Regions from separate parts of the Homo sapiens genome. Here region 1 is linked to region 2. A link is a loop called in an ENCODE intact Hi-C map of the cell type or tissue named here. Cell type or tissue: PC-9. All regions are shown on one strand. Region 1 has its middle 5.2 kb from the start of SEMA7A. Region 2 overlaps CLK3 (CDC like kinase 3).

Region 1 (5,000 bases), 190 kb after region 2:
GCAGGTGGGGTCCCCTCTGGCCCTGGGCTGGGCTCAGGTCAGTTCAGCTGTGCCCCTAGTTCCTCTGGGCCTGGGCCTGTCTCGTTCTCATAGGCTCTGAGATCGCTGGGAATAGAATTCAACTTCTATGCTAGAAATGCTTTCGTGGCAACCCAGGCACTGGCCTACTCTATCTTGGCAAAACTAGCTAATATTAATAGTACATTACACAGCACAGTAGTGCTTATTTATCAAGCATCCTCTCTGTGCCAGGCATTGAGCTAGGCACTCACATGTGCCATCTTAGTTAATCCTCATAGCGACTCTGAAAACTAGATATTATTAGCCCCATGTACAGAGGAGTGCTTCCTGTATGCTGGGGAAGTGGCCTTTCTAGGGCTTGGGTGGGATTGTGTCAGCATGATTCCATCAGTGCACCCACCTGGGGCCTTGTGCCTGGCTGGCCGAAGGGTCTCCTAACCACTTACCTTTGGAGTGGCAGCTCAGGTCTTGGAGGGGACTTAGGCTTCTAAGTCAGATTGAGGTTTAGATTGCTTTTCCACATATGACCTAACTTCTTGGAGCGTCAGTTGTGCCTTGTTTGACGTTTTCCCTCAATTTCTATAAGTGGATATTGAGTATGTGTATCAGAGATGCCAGGCACTCAGAGCTGGGCCAGTGAATGTTCTAGATGGCATCAGGGCCCAGACAATGAAGTAACCCTAACAAGGACAGAAGCAAAGAAAGTCTAAGGTCCTGCAGTGGGGACCAGAAATTTTTTTTTTTTTTTTGAGACAGAGTTTCACTCTGTCACCCAGGCTGGAGTGCAGTGGTGCAATCTCGGCTCACGGCAACCTCTGCCTCCCGGGTTCACACCATTCTCCTGCCTCAGCCTCCTGAGTAGCTGGGACTACAGGTGCCCGCCACCACGCCCAGCTAATTTTTTGTATTTTCAGTAGAGATGGGGTTTCACCGTGTTAGCCAGGATGGTCTCGATCTCCTGACCTCGTGATCCGCCCACCTCGGCCTCCCAAAGTGCTGGGATTACAGGCATGAGCCACCGCGCCCGGCCAAGGGGGACCAGAAAATTAATTGCTCTTATGCAGAATCGAGTCTCATTTCTTCTCCTGGGCCCAGATTCAATAATCTTTCTCAAATGAGCATCCCAGAGAGCCACTACTGATGGTTGAGAATTGGCCCAGGGATAACCCTGGGCTGAGATCAAGAGGATTTAACAACGTGTTGTCTCAACCCATTAAGAGTGCCTTTAGAGGTGCTAGAATAAGGAGGAAGGAAGCTAGTCTTTCAGCCCTTTACTGCTCAGCCTCCACACTAGGTGTTGTGTTCTGATCTGAGGCCTGATCTTTGAAAGAGAGAGACACAATCTGGACTGTTTAGCACCTAGGAGGGGTCAGTAAAAGTTTGCTAAATGACGGACTGATCGTGTCTTAGAAATCAACCAGGATTAGAGAGCCTCTCAAGGAAAGCCCCATGAGGGATCTATTTGAAACTGGAGTTATTTACCCTGAATAAAGAGCCGATTTAGAAGGATGTGACCTCTGTGAAATCACTGAAGGGCCGTATTCCAGGAAGAGAGATTAGACATGTCCTTGTTGCCTCAGAGGGCAGATTTAGGACCACTGTTTGGGAGTCTTCCACTGGGGAAGAAAGCTCTGTGTCAGAGCTAAACAAGATGGGCAACGCTGGCTTGTGAGGGAGCTCATCATCACTGGAGGTATGTAAGCAGAACCTGCATGGCCACCATAAGGAGTCTTGTGAGTGGCTCTCAGGTAGGACTGAATCCCCTTTGACAGCTACTCCTAACTCCAGGAATTGAGATTCTTGGATCATTATATTCATGAAAGAAAGTGAACTGTTTGTGGGTAACCACCCTTTTGCATGTGTATCTCCTCACTGAAGTGGCCTCAGCAGGCCCAAGGATCACATCAGAGCTGGGAGGGTCCTGGGACATCTTCTCTCCTATAGACATCACTTTATTTTTATTTTATTTTAGTTTAGTTTAGTTTAGAGATGGAGTTTTGCTCTTGTTGCCCAGGCTGGAGTACAATGGTGCACTCTCGGCTCACTGTAACCTCCACCTCCTAGGTCAGGTGATTCTCCTGCCTCAGCCTCCTGAGTAACTGGGATTACAGGCACACAACACCATCCTCAGCTAATTTTTATATTTTTAGTAGGGACGGGGTTTCACCATGTTGGCCAGGCTGGTCTTGAATTTCTGACCTCAGGTGATCCACCTGCCTCGGCCTCCCAAAGTGCTGGGATTATAGGCGTGAGCCACCATGCCTGGCCGACATCATTTAAAAGCATATTTAATTCATCCTATAGAAGGAAATGCAGAAGATGGAATGAGAAAGCTTTGTCTCTCTCTGATACAGAGAGAAGATAGACCAGGAGAAGAGATGGAGTTTTAGCTCTTCTTTCTCATTTTGTACACAAAGAAACAGAGGCCTGGACTGGGTCAGGGCCTTGCTTGAGTCAGTATCCAGGCTGAGACTTCATCTTTGGCCTCCCAGCCATGTCTAGTCAGGAGATTTTGTTAGTCTAGATGGATTCTATGTGACATCCATGAGATTCTGCCCTGCCTCAGGCTTTGGACAGTGAGAATAGAGGCTCAGAGATGGATTAGGGGCATAGGAATGGGAGGGAGAAGTTTGTCTCCAGAAAGTCTGGGGAGTGTCTATCACAGAAAAGTGCATGTAGAATGTATGACTAGAACAGAGAGCAGAGATGCACTTGGTCTTTGCTAAGACTCGGCTCTGTTCCAGAGTGGCCACCAGGTGGCACTCCCACCACAAGCCCAGTGCCACGTTGGCCAAGTTTGGGGCTTGGGGCTAAGGATGTTGCTGATTTGTCTGTGGAAGGCACAGGACCTGTAGTGTTTTCAGGTGAGCTGAGTGCCCTGCTAGAAGGAAAAAAAATCTGTCTCTTCTCTGCTGACTGAATATTCCTCTTTGGATTTTTCCTTTGTCTTACTTAACTTGGCTGGCCCTACTTAGATCTTAGCAATTTAGGTAGGGTTGATCAGATAAAAATGCACGTAGAATGATTAGGATAGAAAGCAGAGATGTAGGCATGGGATGCTGCTGGGAGCACGACCCTCAGGGCTAAGAAGGTGGTGGCAGTTCTGAGAAGTTCTCCATTCACAGTGGGCTGAACTGATGTATGGAAGGTGGTGATCTCTGAACTGGTCTAGGAGGAAGAGGCAGGCACTTGAGGGGAATGTCCTGGCTGAGGTTTGGAGGCAGGCAGAGCACTGAGGGGAGGGTGAGGCATGGCCTGGGCAGCCTGAGAAGTGTCTTCTTGGCACTCCTTGCCTGACATGGTCTGCCAAGAGTTGGGCCAGGTATAGTGACTGTCGTGCCTGTGCCTGTGAGATAGTCACAGTGGGCACATGGTATGTTGGGGGTCCCAGATATGGGCCCCAGACCTGTTTTTATTTGCCCATATCCATCCTCCTTAACTTTTGAATTATTTGCCAATATTTTAAAAGAGAGAGTTTCAACAAAGAGTCAATTTTCTTTTCTTTTTTTTGATGGAGTCTCGCCCTGTCACCCAGGCTGGAGTGCAATGGCGCAATCTCAGCTCACTGCAACCTCCACCTCCCAGGTTCAAGTGATTCTCCTGCCTCAGCCTCCCAAGTAGCTGGGATTACAGTTGCGTGCCACCATGCCCGGCTAATGTTTACATTTTTAGTAGAAATGGGGTTTCACCATTTTGGCCAGGCTGGTCTCGAACTCCTGACCTTGTCAGATAAAAATGCATGTAGAATGATTAGGACAGAAATCATTGACCTTGTGATCCACCCACCTCGGTCTCCCAAAGTTCTGGGATTACAGCCGTGAGCCACCACCCCTGGCCTCTTTTTTCTTTTCTTTTCTTTTTTTTTTTTTTGAGACAGAGTTTCACTCTTGTGTCCCATGCTGGAGTGCAGTGGTGCGATCTTGGTTCACTGCAACCTCCGCCTCCTGGGTTTAAGTGATTTTCCTGCCTCAGCCTCCCAAGTAGCTGGAATTACAGGCGCTCGCTACCATGCCCGGCTAATTTTTGTATTTTTTAGTAGAGATGGGGTTTCACCATATTGTGCAGGCTGATCTTGAACTCCTGACCTCAGGTGATCCACCTGCCTTGGCCTCCCAAAGTGCTGGGATTACAGGCATGAGCCACCGTGCCCAGCCCTCAATTTTCAGCTTCTCTTGAAAATCATACTACCTTTCACTACTGGGTTTACTTCTTCATGGTTCCATGGGCTGGAGCTGAGTCGAAATTGCCTTATAGACAGCACAGGGTTCTGCAGACCCCAGCCCACCCACTCCCCTCGTTCTCATCAGTTCCAAGTCTCTGCCCCCTGCAATAGGTAGTAATGGTGGTAGGCAATAGGAATTGTTGCTGCTGTTAGTAGCCAGGAGGTCTGAATGGCCACCAAGCTCTGAGGCCTCAAAGAAGGGGTGGGATCTAGCATGGAGGGGGCTGTTGGGGATTGAATGCCCTCTGAGAGCTACTTCTAATCCTAAGAATTGGGATTCTTGGATCATCGTATCTGTGAAAGGAAGTGAACTGTGTGTGGGTGACCTCACGTCTGCATATGTTATCTCCTCACGGAATCCTTCTATCTCCCACAGGCCTCTTGTTTGAGGTGGGTCACTCCTGTGAAGGCCATGTGTAGCCATGGAATCAGGGCTGAGGAGGAGGTCAGATAACTCTGGAGAATGGAAGGATGAGTTAAGTTGGACCCTGAAAGGTGAGAGGCTTTAGTTGGAATGTTGGGGGGATTGCCCGGGGCTTCTGCCACTGCTTCAAGACCATGAATCTCAGGTCTGTGTGTATCCATTTCTTTCATTCCAAAAGGAGCCTTCTTGGATTGGGCTGTGCCTCAGCTGTCCATGGGGCTCAGGAAGTGATCCTTCTCAAGGTATTTTTCTTATCGATAGAAGCCCTGCATCATTTCTTCCTCCCTCCCCTGAATGTGGAATCATGGAGAAGGGAGGGACAAGAATGTGCCT
Region 2 (5,000 bases):
AGGTTAAGGTCAAAGGAAGACAGAATCGACCACTGGATTTAGCATCTCTGTGGAGGCTCCTGGTGAGCTTGATGAGTGGTCTTAAGTGGAGTGGTAGGGACAGAGTCTGACTGGAATGGGTTTAAATGAGAACAGCAGGGAGAAGAATTGGAGAGAGCAAATATGGCCCAGAGAAGGGACTCCACCAGAGGTCACATAGTGAGTCAAGGGCAAAGCCTGGACCAGAAACTTCACCTGCTAAGTCTCGGGCCAGGCTCCTGTGGGCACACAGAAGATAGGATGCCACTCTCACTCTTGAGAGCCTCATCACCCACAGGGACTCCCCCCGGTGGCACATTCTAAGCAAGGAAGTTGTGAGTCTCTAGCTGAGAAATGCTAATACTCTAGGCTGAGAGCTGGGAAGGGGGCCTGGTGTGGGTTCCCCTTGTAATTTTTAACATGATGCCCCCTTCCAGGCAGTTCTTCCTCTTGCTGCCCAAAAGTTTTCCTATCCCAGCTGCTCCAGGACACAAGTCTCAACGACCATTAAGTTTGGTCTGATTTATGCTATTCTCAGTTTAACTTCTTAGGCCAGTACAGGATCTACATACTTGTTGAGACATCCTTTTCTAATACTGTCCCAGAAGCCTGGTTAGAGCAGAGGAGCCTGGGAGAATAGTAATAGGTTCCCTCTTAATTCTTAATTAAGGTTGGGCTGAGTGGAGGACCCATTCCTGTGAGATAATGAGTACGAGAGGGGACAGGCTTGCTAGAGTAGAATGAGTAGGCCAGCTGGAATAGAATAAGCATGCTCTCACCTGCTCACCCTTCTTGGGTCAGCAGATAGCAGTCAGCTCCTGTTTTTGCTGGACCTGAGTGGGGTTTCCCTGTGATGGCCACCTTGACAGTGGACTCTGCCTTCCCAGAGGTCATAAGGTGCCCAGGGCATTAGTTGGATATACAGAGGCATGCCTGAGAAGGCAGAGGAGGTGAGGGCTTTGTGCCCTGAGAAGCTCTGCACACTCAGGACGACAATGGTTCATCCTGAGAACTCCAGGAGGGCAGTGGTCTGCTGGGCTGACATGCACTTGGTCTCTAGCACTCAGCCCAGCCAGCTTGCAACTCCTAGGGCCTGTGCCCTGGCCCAGCTTTAAGAAGGCCAGCCTTTGGAGAGGCATTCGAGTGGTGTCTGGAAAACAAAGACACCCTTGGGGTGACCTGGGCCCTAGTCCCAGCCTGGGCTGCTCTCTGCTCATAGGGACTTTCAGATGGCACTCTTTCCACCTGCAGATCTGCCCACTAGCCCTGTGGACCTGGTCATCAACTGCCTGGATTGCCCTGAGAACGTCTTCCTGCGCGATCAACCCTGGTACAAGGCAGCTGTGGCCTGGGCCAACCAGAACCGGGCACCAGTACTCAGCATAGACCCTCCTGTGCATGAAGTCGAACAGGGCATTGATGCCAAATGGTCACTGGCACTGGGCCTGCCTCTGCCACTGGGGGAGCACGCAGGCCGTATCTATTTGTGCGACATTGGCATTCCCCAGCAGGTCTTCCAGGAGGTGGGCATCAACTACCACTCGCCCTTTGGCTGCAAGTTTGTTATCCCACTGCACTCTGCTTAGAGGGTTCCTGCGCAGGCAGGACTCTGCTGTCCCCTGCTGCTCCTGATAACAAACGCCTTAAGGATATGAAGCTTCATGGACCTTGTTAAAGTTTTTTCTCTTTTGGGTTTGTTTCTTCTGTGAGAGAACAGAACTTACTTAAAACTGACCTGTCACTTGCTCTTAGCCAGGGAAGTCTTTCCCACTGGGTTCCGGGCTGGGTGGCAGGCTGAGCGTGCAGCAACTCCAGGCATCTCTACCCTCAGCCCCCTGCACGGCCAGGTGGGCCTTTGTTTACAGCCGTAGGCAGCTCTCAAGACTGTGTTTCAGGTTTACAGCCACTGGGCCTGGGCACACACATTGAAGAGTGGGCCAGGTCCTGTCTGGGGGCCTGTACCTGCTCTATTTCAGAGCTTGTGGCTTTGTGTCTCCCCTGCTTTCCCCACGCAGACAGCCCTTCCTCTGTAGAACCAGCTGCACGGCAGCTGTCCACCAGAGGGCAGACCTGCACTCTCCATTCATGTCCAGGGCTGTGACAGACCAGGCCTTCCCCTAGCCCCACAAGTTGATTTGGGGGGTTTTGACCCTTACTCCTGAGCTGATCCAAGTTTTATGCTGATTTTTCCAAGGATCTCTCCCTCCTTTTCCCTCCATCACTCAGAGGTAGGGAAGGGGGCGGCATTAGGATGGTGTTACTGTATTGGGATTTTATGTTGTTCTGTCGTCTTCAGCACAGGTAGTATAAGGTTATATTACTGTAGAACCACAGTGCCCATCTTGCCAGCAGTGCCCGCCCCCACCCTCAAAGCTGAGCAGGTTGAGCCTTTGCCTAGTCTGGGGCCAGACCCCTCAGATGGGGATATCCCTGGGGGAGCCTGGTGCTGAACCAGAAGAGGCTTCCTGGTGCTTCTGTCCTAGGCCACCACTCCTCCAGCCCTTTGCCCGCACATACATGCCCCACCTACTCTTTCATCCCCTCTGCCCTTCCCCTGAAACGGTCCTTTGCAGCTGTCATCCCAGAGCAGGCAGATGGGCTCCCGTGCTTGAGCTCCACCCCAGCTCTTACATCATCTGGGCTTTGAACCTTTTACATTTGTCCAGTCTAGATGAGTAGGCTTGGGGCCAGCACCCTGTCTCAAAGATGGCAAAATGAGGCTAGTTCTGGATGAGCTAGCTGGTGTGGGTTCCAACCATAGGAACACACTGATGCTCAAATCCTAAGGTGCCAAGCTCTAGGCCCTGGAGGCTGGTAGAACAGGATCTATGCCTGGAATCCTGGCAGGGATTCCTGTCAAGGACTTGTGTTTAAGCCTGCTTCAGGGCTTCAGGCTGCTTCTGCTCTGTGTCTGCCCAGGCTGGCTGAGCGGGTGGATGGGTGGACAGAAGGGCTCACCAAGGATTGTGGACATAGGGTAGGCCCTGGTACCACGGGTTTCAGGCTGTTATCACTTCCCTTGTAGGAACATAGCCAGAAGCAGATGAGCCAGGGTAGAGGGCTGGCCCCTCCTCTCATCTTCCCTTCAGTCTTAAATTGTCTCCAGCGATGGGAAGAGGCCAGGGACTGTAACCCTTGTGCTGTGTATTCTCTGAGCCTCTGCTCACTCTCAGGGCCAAGCAGCTCCCAAGCCGGGGCCCTCTCTTGGCCAAAATCTGAGGAGCAGTCTAGGTTACAGGCTTTTTGGTAGGTAGGTTCTGGCTGCCTGTTAATGCAGTTAGGCCCCCTGATTAGGTACAGTGAGAAACAAGCTAGAACAACCCTGGCCCAGAAGACTGTCCACTCCAGCAAGATCCAGGGATGATAGCCTTGCAGGGCCACTGGGAGTTTGTGCCCAAGCTTCTCCCTCTTCTCTCCCCAGGGGGCACTGGGACTGGTCCCTGCCCTCATCCTTAGCCTGGGCCTTCCCCAGAGGTATTAAAGAGAAGTATGATTCCTCTGTCTTCAGTTCTTTTCAGGGGCATCCTGCCCATAGTACCCAGTTCCCAAGGGGCCCCCAGTCACGTGGTGAAGCCTAGCACTCATGCAGCTCTTAGGGAACCAAAAACCAGCACTGAAATAAAGCTGAATGACTGACTGAGTCCTGTGCCGTGTGACTTGCTCTGTAGGCTGTCATGAGGTGCTGTCTGTCCCAGCCTAGGAACCCGCCCCACTCGTCTCCTGCCCTCAGCAGGCCATAGTTGTTGGGCACATACAGCCTAAAGTCCTGGCCAGTAATGGGACTGGCAGGCTGTGGAAAACCAGACCCCACCTGGCTAGCCACGGTGGGCTGATTCCCTTAGGTTCTCTGGGGCTGAGAGGTACAGAAGCCAGCAGGGCAGAGGTGCCATCTAGGACTGCTCAGCAGCCTGGGCCCAGAGGATGTCCCCAATTCTGGTCTTACCCCTGCCTAGCTCTTCTGTGCCTGGCCCAGTTCACACTTAGCTCTCCACAAGCTGAACTGCTAAGAAAGACTTTATTAATAAGGTCAGGTAAGGGGAAGGCAAGGAGCCTGGAGATGGACACACTGGTACCAGGGGTTACAAACAGTAAGAAACACTTTATTATAACTTTATAACATATAAATAGCTTGGGTCAAATCTGTGCTTTCTGGCAGCTGGGCACCAAGTCTGCTCCCCTGCAGGCTCCTGCCTTCCTTCACATTGCACTGTTCATTGGGTGGCTCTGGCCTGGGGCCTGGCGGTCGAGGCTGGAGTCAAGGGGCTGGGCGGCCCAGTCCCGCCCTCCATCTCCTCATGCGGTGGCCTGTGCCTGTCATCTGCTTGGGTTGCGGCTGGTGTGGAAGGACCGCTCCTCAGGGGTCAGGCCAGCAAAGAAGGGGTGCAGCAGGGCCTCGGCCAGTGTGATGCGCTGGGCAGGGTCAAATTCTAACATCCTCCTCATCAGGTCAAACAGCTGCACGTGCTCCAGGGAGTCTTGGAGCATGTAACTCTGCTCAGGGACACAAGGTGCCTCAGTGTGACGGCAGGGTCGTGGGAAGCCACAGCAGGTCCCCTTGCCTCTGGGACGCCTTGCTGGACTGGATCGAGGAGGCAGTGATGCCTCCTTGGAGGACTCTACTTCCGCCCTCCTGGACAATGAGCAGCTCCTTTCCTTTCATGCCTGTTTAACGTTTTGCTCGGAACTTGCCAGGCTACTAGGTGTCTTGCTGGGTTGATGCCTCTGCCCCCACATGCAAAGTCCTGACAGGTGGGTAGAGATCACCTCTGCGAAATTCACTTGTCCGAGCACCAAATGCAGTTGACAGAGGCTTCCTGGCCATGTCTAGGTCTTCCCTCCCCCTCACCTCAGTCCTGCCTAGTTCTTCCCAAAATTTCGAGGAGAGAGAGGGACAGGAAGCAGCAGGGCTTCTGACATCTGGCTCTTCTGGTGTTCCCCAATTACATTCATAGCCACCCTATGGGGAAGGGGTAGGGCTAAGG

What was found. Peaks named below come from ENCODE experiments on the same cell type or tissue, not always from the same donor. Only the 100,000 strongest peaks of a DNase experiment are listed, where the experiment ranks them.
Region 1: a loop joins it to region 2, with 14 times the contacts of the local background. A loop is called at or near these places in 6 of 110 quality-filtered maps.

Annotation. Positions count from the first base shown.
Region 1 is chr15:74,436,675-74,441,674 of GRCh38, reverse strand. No RefSeq gene overlaps it. Among named protein-coding and RNA genes, the nearest start is that of SEMA7A, 5.2 kb to the right of the region's middle. In PC-9, a CTCF peak has its summit at 2,763 (motif pointing right); a DNase peak (open chromatin) is centred at 2,794.
Region 2 is chr15:74,629,216-74,634,215 of GRCh38, reverse strand. CLK3 (CDC like kinase 3) reads right to left here. Exons shown (of 13, transcript NM_001130028.2): 13 at 4,015-4,509. The coding sequence ends at 4,333. EDC3 (enhancer of mRNA decapping 3) reads left to right here. Exons shown (of 7, transcript NM_025083.5): 7 at 1,270-3,658. The coding sequence ends at 1,604. Among named protein-coding and RNA genes, the nearest start is that of CLK3, 16 kb to the right of the region's middle. RefSeq lists enhancers at 1,916-2,065, 2,126-2,185, 4,391-4,891. In PC-9, CTCF peaks have their summits at 1,881, 2,081 (motif pointing right) and 3,198 (motif pointing left); no DNase peak of the experiment used is centred here.